Linked DNA regions of Homo sapiens: region 1 is linked to region 2. Evidence: chromatin contacts called from ENCODE Hi-C or POLR2A ChIA-PET data. All regions are on one chromosome and are shown on one strand. The core of a region is the stretch at or near the end of the contact, and the rest is flanking DNA. Distances in the headings are between cores, read along the strand shown. Region 1 holds the start of PCBP4 (poly(rC) binding protein 4). Region 2 holds the start of KLHDC8B (kelch domain containing 8B).

What was found. A loop is a pair of places that touch in the nucleus more often than their neighbours do. ChIA-PET counts read pairs that join two places held with the same protein, here RNA polymerase II (POLR2A).
Region 1: a map of ovary shows a loop between it and region 2 (16-fold over the local background). The contact joins the promoter of PCBP4 here to the promoter of KLHDC8B in region 2. A Hi-C loop is called at or near these places in 1 of 168 maps with a recorded cell type or tissue (ovary). POLR2A ChIA-PET finds 5 or more read pairs at or near these places in 1 of 52 experiments (H1).

Annotation. Positions count from the first base shown.
Region 1 is chr3:51,964,025-51,969,053 of GRCh38, reverse strand. PCBP4 (poly(rC) binding protein 4) reads left to right here and starts at 1,600. Exons shown (of 14, transcript NM_001174100.2): 1 at 1,600-1,728. It overlaps ABHD14B (abhydrolase domain containing 14B), which reads left to right. Exons shown (of 4, transcript NM_001146314.2): 4 at 1-539. RefSeq lists enhancers at 1-505, 506-1,069, 2,196-2,757, 2,758-3,321 and silencers at 1,031-1,110, 1,141-1,420, 1,431-1,540, 1,641-1,910.
Region 2 is chr3:49,169,492-49,174,412 of GRCh38, reverse strand. It overlaps KLHDC8B (kelch domain containing 8B), which reads right to left and starts at 2,815. Exons shown (of 6, transcript NM_173546.3): 1 at 2,728-2,815; 2 at 1,268-1,777; 3 at 10-174. The coding sequence starts at 1,643. RefSeq lists silencers at 2,800-2,899, 3,120-3,289.

The DNA.
Region 1 (5,029 bases), core at 351-2,850, 2.8 Mb before region 2:
CCAACACCCACTTCCCCACCTCCTTAGGCCCCAGATACATACATGCCCACATGCACGCTTACATGTTTAGAGCCATCCTTGTTTCCAAATATGACCCTTCGCTTGAGGGCAACTGCATAGGTACATCTAACTCTGGACTGGCATGCACATTGTCATGTGCAGCTTTGCATATACACACATGCATACATGAGCCTCCACACAAGCACTTGCACACATGTGGACTCCTAACCATGCTAACCTCACTGGCTGGGAAGGTGGGGACCCCATGGGCCAGCCCTTGCAGGAGGCCCTTTTGCAAGGCTTAGGGTGTGGCCAGCCCTGAAAGCTACTTGGACACAGGTTTCAGCTGGCCCCAGCCCAGAAGTGACCCCCAGAAAGGGAGGGCCACCGCTTTGCCCCCTGCTTTTACCCTTCCTTCTGGGTGCTCTACACCTCAGGTTACCAGGCCTGAGGCATCTCAGCCAAGCTTGTTTCCTGCTCTGAGGCTTGTGGGGTGGGAGCCAGAGTGGAGGTCGGTGAAATAAAGTGATGCAATTAGACCCCACCGGCTCCTGCTTCTAAAGAGCGCCGCCCCTCCCCCACCCCTGGGACCAACACTGTGGGCCCCTCCCCCACCCCGGCGGGACCAGATGGTCCCCCTGCCCTTTGTCCACCAGGCCAGATGGAGAGGAAGGGAGATTGGATTCCCCTCCCCACCCACACATACCCAGGTGCCAAGAGACTCAGCTGTGGGGGGAGGTGGAGGTCAGTGGGACCAGGCTGAGCCGATTATGGAGGAGTGGGGGGGAAGGAATAGTTGCTTCCCCGAGGGCGGGGGGTGCCCAGCGGACTTGAGAACAGTTCATCACCCCCACTAGTATCCCTTCCCCAGTAAAAGACTCAACGGAGCCCGTTCCTTGCGACCCTATCCCCAAAAGGAATTCCGGGGGTAGATTTGGGGTTATCACAGGATCGGGTGCACAGGGCCACACGGCTCTCAGGCCCCTCCTCCAGCCTGTCCTGCGCGGACGAGGGCCGGGCCATGCAGCTGTGGGTGGCCGAGGAGAGCGGGTCTTGGTGGGCGCAAGCCCGAGCGGAGGATGGCGCGCAGCGAGCAGAGCCGGGAGCTAGGCGGGGCGCAGGGTCCCAGCCGGAGCTCGGAGGGACGCGGGCCGGGAGCGAGGCGGAGCCGGGGCTGGCGGGGCCAAGGCGGGGATGGGGGTGCAGGGGGCTCGGCAGAGGCGCCGGGCGGGCGGCCCGGGCCGGAAGGACTGGCCTGGCGGGAGCGGAGGGGCTTGGAGCCGGGCGCAGCGCGGGCGGTGCGGGGAAGGCCGTGGCTGGGGACCGGGCTTCAGGCCGGACGCCCCTACCCCCAACCCGTGGGGCTCTGGGAGTGGCAGGGGAAGGGTCGCCCGAGCCCTCCAGGAAGCGGCCGCCGCTCGGGGCGCACCGCGGCGCGCGGGGCGGGGCGGGCGGCTGCGGCACTGGGGCGGCTGGGGCGGGCCCGCCGCTCTGTAATCGGATCCGGGGAGGGGGCGGGGAGGGGCCGGGCCGGGCGGGCCGGGGGGTGGGGGGGGGGCGCGGAGCCGGGCTCCGGGCCGGCCGGGCTCCGCGCCTGTCAAACCCCTCATTGTTCGCAGCTGATGTCACTCGCAGTTGTGAGCGGCCGCCTCTCCCGGGGACAATGTGGGACTGAGCGGCCCAGCCGCCGTGCCGCCGCCGCCGCCGCCGCAGGACAGCCCCAGCGAGGTAGGGCGCGGGCCGGGCGGGGCACGGCGGGCCGCGAAGTTTGGGGGTTCGCCCGGGGGCAGGGAGCCCGCGCCCAGATCCCTCGGTTGGGGTCGCAGGTTTGTGAGACTGCGAGGAACACGTTCTCTGTCCCACACCGCTGAGGCCTGCACAGGTGGGAGGCGCTGGTCTGCCAGAGGCGCCCTTGGCACCAGGGAGGGGCTTCCTGGACCTTAGATCCCAGATTTGAGGCCCCCATCCCACTCGCTGTTTCTGTCCTTTGCGCCTGCTCCTCTCTCTGACTCCTGCCCTGGGTTCTGGTTCTGCTCCATCTCTGCCCTCACTTGCCACTCCCCTGTAGCTCCTGGCTGGGCACACACTCCTTCCCATCCTCCGCAGTCGTTGGGGGAGCCAGATACAGACCTCCAGGCCAGGGGTGTATGGAGATGACAGCTGGGGGCTCAGAGTGGTCCCTCTTGCCCCATAGCTCTTCAGCCCTTCAGCTCTGACCTAGCTTCTTGGCTGGGGTCCTGGGGGGTGGGGGTGGGAGGCTCTGCTACTCACTTCAGCCTGGCCCTCATGCCTGCCTGGCCAGGAGAGGGAGGTGCCCGCCTCCTCTCTCCCCTATCCCTGGCCCGCCATCTTGAGACCTGTGGCACCCAGTGCCCCACCCGGCCCCAGCACCCAGGGGAGTGGTCTCCAAGGTGATGATGCACCCAGGGCCAGTTGCATTCCTTTCTCCCCACCAAGCCCAGGATGCTCATGTTCGTGCTGAACCAGCAGGACATGTGTCCCCAGGGGCTTGCCTTCCGCCACAAAGGCTCTTACAATCCATGAACTCCCTAGGAGCTGAGCTCCTGCCCTCCCTGTTCCCTGGGTCACCCTCATTGCCTCAGGACCAGTACCTGGGACCCTATTCTTTCCCCATCTGAAAAAATCCCCTGGTCTTCCCAGGTCCTGGAGCCCCCTCAACCTCCAGGGCACCCCCATCCCAGCCCCCACCCCCTAGCCTTCATCAGCATGCAGGCTCAGGCTGCCCAAACACAAGGGGATTGTTCTTCTTGCATGCTCAGGGTGGGGGGCTGGGAGCAGGCAGCCCACACACCCTGGCAGGCCCAGGCCACGAGGAGGCTGGCTTGCCCCACCCTGTGTCCCCAGACAGGCTGTCCACCCTCCCTACTCCCATCACTGCTGCCCCTCCAGCCTCCATCACCATTGCCCAGTGGCGCTGACATCTTGAGGAAAGAGCTCTGAGCTGCACAGGTAGACCCCTGGGTTCTCCAGCTCTGCCAGTTGTCTCCCATGTAGCCTTACAAACATTTCCCTTCCTCTCTGGGCCGCGAGCCCCTCTTGTGATTGGTAAGACCTTTCCAGCTGTGACAGGCTGAGCCCAACTCGACTCTGTGAAACGTACCCCACCCCCCAGCCCTTCTTCCAGTCCCCCTCTTCCATGAGGAGACCCACTCTGCTCCCACCCTCTGAAAACCTAAAGCACAGCCCAAATCCCCCACCCCAGCAGCATACCTAGGGAGCTCCTAGTCCTGGTAAAACGGCAGGAGTAGGGCTGGGGATGCTGAGAAAGGAACCAGGAATCCTGTCCAGGCAGGTCCTACCTCTGCCCATGTGGCTGGCCCTCATGTCTGGGTCTTCTCACTCTACTCTCATTACTCCTCCGGGACCCTCAGCCCCATCTTTGGTTCCAAATGTCCCCAGGCCCCATGAACCTTAACTCTTCTCCCTGCACACTGACCCTGGTCTTGTCTCAAATTTCCTCTTTCTGGAGCTCTGTGTATAGTGGAAAGACAGGCTCAGAAATGCCCAGCGGGGACTTCTTTGAGTTGCAGCAACATCTTTGAGGGGCACAGAGGCCTGAGTGATCACATCTGACTTGGAAGCCTGCGGAGGGCTTCACAGAGGAGGTGGCGTTTGAGAAGGATTTTGACAGAGAGTGGGGAGGATGGGCGTTTTGAGCTGAGGTAAGCCTGGAGAAAGGCCCGAAGGGCTGGAGGTGCTAAGTGTGTTCTGCAGCCTGGCATGTGTGAAGGATGGGGTGGAGATGAGACAAGAGAGACAGGGGCTGGATCATGAAGGTCCTTGATGGCCTGTCTGTGGAGTTCAGGCTTTATTCTTTGGGGACTGGGCAGCCATGGGTGGCTGTTGAGCAGCAGAGTAAGCATACAGTTTTCAGCATGGAGATTGGAAGCTAGAGGCCTTTCTCAATGTAGATGAGAGAGTGAGGGGATGGGTACCATGAGGCTGTGGCCTTTCTCCTGGAGCCCAGCCTGGGCCCGGGCTTGACTTGGTTTCCCTTGGTTCCGAAGACTCCTGGGGGCTGCCTAATGATGGTGTATGGAAGCTGTAGCATTTCTGGCACCTGCCAACTTGTCAGAGCTGCCTTTCCCTTCCTGGCACTTTGTCTATGTGGCAGATCTGAATCAAGAAGCCAGAGGCTGGAACTTGTGGACCCCAGGATGCTCACCTGAGGCTTCCCACTCCCCTCCTCCTCTCCCAACTGTAGATGATTGGCTATCCCGGGAGGCTGGGAGGCCAAGAGGCTGGGCACATGTGTCCAAGATGCTGGGGCAGTTCTTATGAAGGCCTGGCTAGTTAGGAGAGTGAGCATCTCCAGAGAAGGGATTGGGCAGGAGAGTTAGGAGCCCTCGATGCAGACGTGCTGTGGCCCAGGGTCCACCCCCACCACACCCTGCCTCCCTGGATGCTCCGAGCCATTCCCCAGCATCACTGGGTGTGGCTAGCATGGCTGCTTTGGGAGTGGGAATAGGAGAAGGGGGCTGCTAGGTGGGGAGCTGGGGGTGCTGAGAGGATGTGGGGGGATGTGAGATGGAGAGTGAAGCCCAGGTGGGTCCACAGGCCCTAGCTGGTCCAGACATTCTGGCCAGCAGAGCGGAGGGAATCCCCCAAGGGGCGGGCCAGTCTACTTGAATCGCCTGGCCCCAGGAGCCCTCCCCTCCCCCGGATTGTTCTTGCTCCAGAACAAAGGCAGGGTGGACACTTGATCCCTGCATGTGGGGTGAGCTGGCTAAGCCCCCAGCCCTTTGATTGGGCAGCTGTCATGGGAGAGAGACAGCTGGGGGGGAGGGGCAGGAAGGGGGCAGCCACCATCGCTTACACAGCTGTCACCCCCCCGCCTCCTCCAGCCTGAGTGGCAGAAAGCCAGGGACAGGAGGAGTGGGCACTGGGGCTGGGGAGGGGGCCTGGGAGTCAGGAGGGAATGCCCGAGGTCAGAGGCCTGGTGTGAGCTTGGTATGCCCTGCCAGGGAGCCCTGCTGACCAGAGGGGGCTGGGCACCCGCGGAGGTGAG
Region 2 (4,921 bases), core at 1,566-4,065:
GGCCCTTACCCAGGACATAGATCTTGTTCCCGTGCAGGAAGGTGGAGGCCCCATAGCAGGGTGTGGGCATGGAGGGTAGCGAAAGCCAGCAGTCCCGACGGGGCTCATACACACGTACCTGGGCCTGGGGGGCCGTGTCAGGGCCCATTCCCCCCAGAGCATACACCATACCATCTGCATAGAAAAGAGTAGTTCAGATTGTACCTCAGCCTGCCAGGGTACCCCACCCTGACAGCTGCCCTGGTAAGTCCTGGGGGTGGCTGGAGACCCATGTGTTTATAGCATCCCTCCCCAGCAACAGACACTCTACTACCTGCCTGCAGTGGGGGCTGGGAGATCTGGGATTCCTACTCTGGCCAGGGCCCCTCCGAGTAAAGAGCAGGAGGCAGCCGATCTAATTATAATCCGACTCTGTCTCCCTGGAGATGCTATGGCAACAGAGTCTGGCATCCAAGCAGGGCTGGCCTGGGCTGGTGGTCAGACCTGGAGGCCACAAGGTGGGGACTCCCCTCGGGGAGGAAGATGGGGGGATGGCTTAAGCCAGGGGTAAGAAACATGGGGATCTGCTTAGCACAGAGCTCAGTCTGGGGAGGAGGACTGGGGACCAGCTGGAGTTGGAGATGGGGCTGGGAGAGGAATGGCTTGGGTCTGCTGGGTAAAGATACTGTCCACAAGCCTTCTGCCCCAGGATCCCTGCCAGCACCTCTGTGTGACACTCTTTCATTATAGTAGGTTCTTGCCCTCTGTTAAACCCTCAGAGTCAGCTACGACATGTCTGGGGGCCTTAGGGTAATGGGCCAGTCAGCTGGGGGCTTCCATGGCAACCATCCCAGATCAGCTTGGCCTTTGTCCATATCAGGCTCCCTGGCGTGTGGGAAGGGTTGGGGGTGGGGCAGGAAGTCTAAGCACAGGCTCTGAGCCAAGGCCCTACTCCTCTCCCCCACCCCAGACTATTTATAACCCTGGGAGTCATTAGGCCATCCCACCCCCATCTCTTAGAAATGAGGAGTGGGGCAGGAACATGGCTGGGGTCTCCCATCATCCTGGGATCGGCTTGGGCTCTGCCTCCCACCTTAGCCAGAAAAGGCAGTTAATAGAAGGCAGCAGCTCAAATCTAGGTTGGAAAGGATACAGGGGACAAGGCCACATCCTGGGCACCCATGTAAAAATTACAGCTCTTGTTCAGTCTCTGAGGGTAAGGGACTAAGTCAGGAAATAATAAAAGGTGTTAGGGTACCTGAAGTGCCTTCCTTGGGAGGCCACTCACCTCTCTCCACAGTTGCAACCCCCATGGCTGCTTGAGGGAGGGTGGCCCGACGCTCCCAGCGGCCCTCATCCATCAGGAAGGCCTCTACAGCAGCTACCGGGCTCTGGACCTCATCCACACCACCCACCACTAGCACCTGCTTGCCCAGAACTACCGCAGCTGCACCAGCCCGGGCAGTGGGCAGGGGTGCCAGTGCCAGCCATGTGTGCGAGGCCATGTCCAGTGTCTCAGCAGTGTCCAGGGGCAGTCCAGCCCGGCCACAACCCCCCAACACCAGCAGGTGCCCATCTTGGTGTGCCACTGTGCCATAGACCCGGCAAGTGGGCATGGGGGGGAACACTTGCCAAGCAAAGGCCCGGCCACCTCCTGCAGACATGGTGTTCACTGCCAGTGGCAGGCCATGCTGTCTGCTCAGACTGTAGGCCTCACTGGGGAGGCATGACAGGGCCTCATCTTGATTCTGCCAGGGCCACAAGAGGTATATGACCAGTCCAGGGACCTTGCCTTCACCTGGAGGAAAGAGGGAAAACAGGGGTCAGGGCACTGACCGGCCCCTCAGGAAACAAATAAGCAGCCTGTAGCTAAGGGCAGGGCTGGCCCAAAATCACTGGTGGGAAAGGCAGGGGGAGAACCCAACCCCTCTGGCTAGCACACCACTGTGGAGGCCCTCCTGGAGTGGGAAGGAGGGCAGGCCCCAGGTACCCAGGAGCCTTTCCCCTTTCCCATGGAGGCATGAAGGATTCTCCTTCTCACCCACTACCCAAACCACTCAGCAACTGGGTCAAATCTGGGTCTAGGAGGGCAGTAGTAAGGTGACTAGAACAGGACTCTCCATCCAGGACCCTTCCTTTCCCCTCAACAAGCCTCACGCTGGTCCTGCATGAGGGGAGTCCTTACTGGCTTCCAGGGTGCCCTGGGCAGCCTGGGGGTCCCCACGCCTGCTGTCAGGGGTCAGACTCCAGAGTATCCTTACAACATCCTGGGGGCCATTCCACAGGGTTAATTTAAACCATTCCCACTAGTAAAAGACCAGAGTCAGGGTGTGTTTCAGACTAGGGGGAGGACTAAACACCAGGGTTCCACACTCTCCTCTCGAGGTCCCCCCTCAGGAGTTTGCCCATTCCAAACCCCCCCAGAAGCCAGATTCCCTGGTGTCCAGAAGTGGGGTTGGGGCGGGGGGCCGTTGGAGAAATCTCATGACCACAGGACTCCAGGGTCTGAGTCCAGGGCGTTTCCACCAGGAATGGGCAGCTGGACTTCTGGGTTCCCTCGCAGGAGATCCCCAAGTTCTCCAGCCACCCCTTTCTCTTGGTGGCTACACTCCTGGACCCCTGGCAGGAGGGCCTCTTGGCCCCAAACTTCCAGCTCAAGGATGTGGGGGGCGGGTCTGGGCTAACGCGCTTGGGGTTCTACACCCCGCGCCCCAAACTTCCCCTGAGCGCGGTTCCCGCGGGACTCACCCGCCGGTGCTCCGATGCTGCCAGGGTACGGGGTCCGCCGTTCCGCCTCCGTTGACGCGGGATCTGGCTGGGGCTGAAGTCGGGCTCTGGCGGGGCTCCGGCACTGCTCCGGCGCGGGGCGGGGCTGGGCCAGGTCCGCCCCTCGCCCCCCTCCCCCTCCGACTCAGGGAAACCTCCTCTCGCCTTAACCCTGCACATGCCGCAGCTGGAGCAGGGCGTGCCGATCTACGGTCATATGCAAACGGACAGATAAACGGACACTTGGACACTGGGCCTGACAGAATTTAGCGTCCGACCTCGGGCAAGAGTAGAAATGAGGCAGCGGCGAGCGACACAACACGTGTATGGCAAGGGGCAGTTCTGAGCCCGACCCAGCCTGGGTGCGCAGGCTGTGTCGAGCAGGCCAGCCGAACCCGAGGGCTTGAGGGGCCGGCGCCTGCCCACCTCCGCGGAGCTCCCAGGAGCCCAATTACAGGCTTCCCGGCGGCGCCCCCTGGAGGCCACTGGGGACATGGCCTGGGCCTCTGTCGTGTGGGGGCAGCCTGGGGCGCCCTTACCTGGGCATAAAGCAGGAATAGGTCTTACAGTGTACACTGAGGCTAGCGGGGGTGGAGGAACAGAAGGCACTGGCCCTTCTACAAACCTGGGTGGGGAGAATTCCTGGAAGGAGTGATACTGAGCAGAGAATGTGCTGGAAGAGTCAGAGGCCAGGGGACCTCCCAGTGGGTCACTCTGGCCTCATCCTGTAGGGCCTGAGAGACCTGGGCTACTCTGGGACCCAAGGCACATTATAACTATCAATTTTTAGTATCCTGAGCTTGCCTCTAACCAATTCTGGGGTCAAGCAAGAGCAAACTAGTGTGACAGGGGCCCACCTACCTCAGGCCCAGACCTTGGCCCTGCCTATCTTCTGAGCATTCAGAGTATTAGCTAAGTCTTCAAGCTGAGGGCCCATTTGTACAGGTCAGTGGTACCTGTGGGAAGAGGTCCTTGCAGTTGTCTGTGTCTGCTCACTGCCTTGTCCCCCTTTCATGGACAGTGCTTATCTTAGTTTCCCCCAAAGCAGACCTGGACAAAGATATACATGCATATAGTTAGTATGGGAGGTGAGGCCAAGAAACACCAGCAGTGGCAAGGAGACAAGGAAAGCAGCCAATAAAGGAAGTGTCATCAAGCAAGCTACCACTGTGGGCCATTGGGACCAAATCCTGCTGGGGATTCTGGGAGCCAGCGTAGAACATAGGCCTTACATCATTGCTGCCCCCAAGAACAAGGGGAGCTGAGATACTCATTCTCAAATCTCCATTAGTCATGGGTTGAGAGCTGTTTGGGGGCATTACCTATTAACTCCCTGGCCTCCCTCACATCTGGCCTTCCCAGAAGTCTATGGGTAGACCCTCCCGCATGACCGGAGAAGAGAGCCTTTGCTCTTTTCAGGGACTGTCAGTTGGATTCAGTCGGCCTGCACAGAAATGGTGGTGCCAAGGCTGGTTACAGACTGCACAGACCCTGACTTGAAGGCCTCAATCCTCCTTGTCCCACTTCACCTTGGACTTGCTCCTCAGTGCCCTCACTTGGGGCACTGTTTCCACCCTCTTGTGATTGCCAATAGGCTTCCAAGAGGCTCACACTGCTCTGCAGCCCCCTTCACATTTGCTACTGTTCCCTTTCCAAGCTCCCTCCTCCTCCTTTCCAGCAATTAAACACTTACAAGCCACTTGCCTTTAGATACCTCCCAACACCCCAAGTCTCTCTAGTCTCCCCTTCCTCCACTCCAGTCAAACTCTTGAAGCCATCTGTCCTCACAGGCTCCACCTCCTTGTTACTTGTCACCTCAATGTGCTGCCACTCCTCCCCAAAAATTGTTCTTGGAAAAGTCATCATGAAATACCATATAGCTAAAACTATATGTGCCTGTGGTCCTTAACTAAATCTTGCTAGCATCTTCAAAGTTTTGCCCCTTGTGACCTCAACTCCCTCCTGCTGTTTGTCCTGCCTCTGAGAATCTTTATTTTTTATCTATTTATTTTTTTTTTGAGACGGAGTCTTGCTCTGTCACTCAGGCTGGAGTGCAGTGGTGCCATCTCCACTCACTGCAAGCTCCGCCTCCCAGGTTCATGCCATTCTCCTGTCTAAGCCTCCCGAGTAGCTGGGACTACAGGGGCCCGCCACCATGCCCGGCTAATTTTTTTTT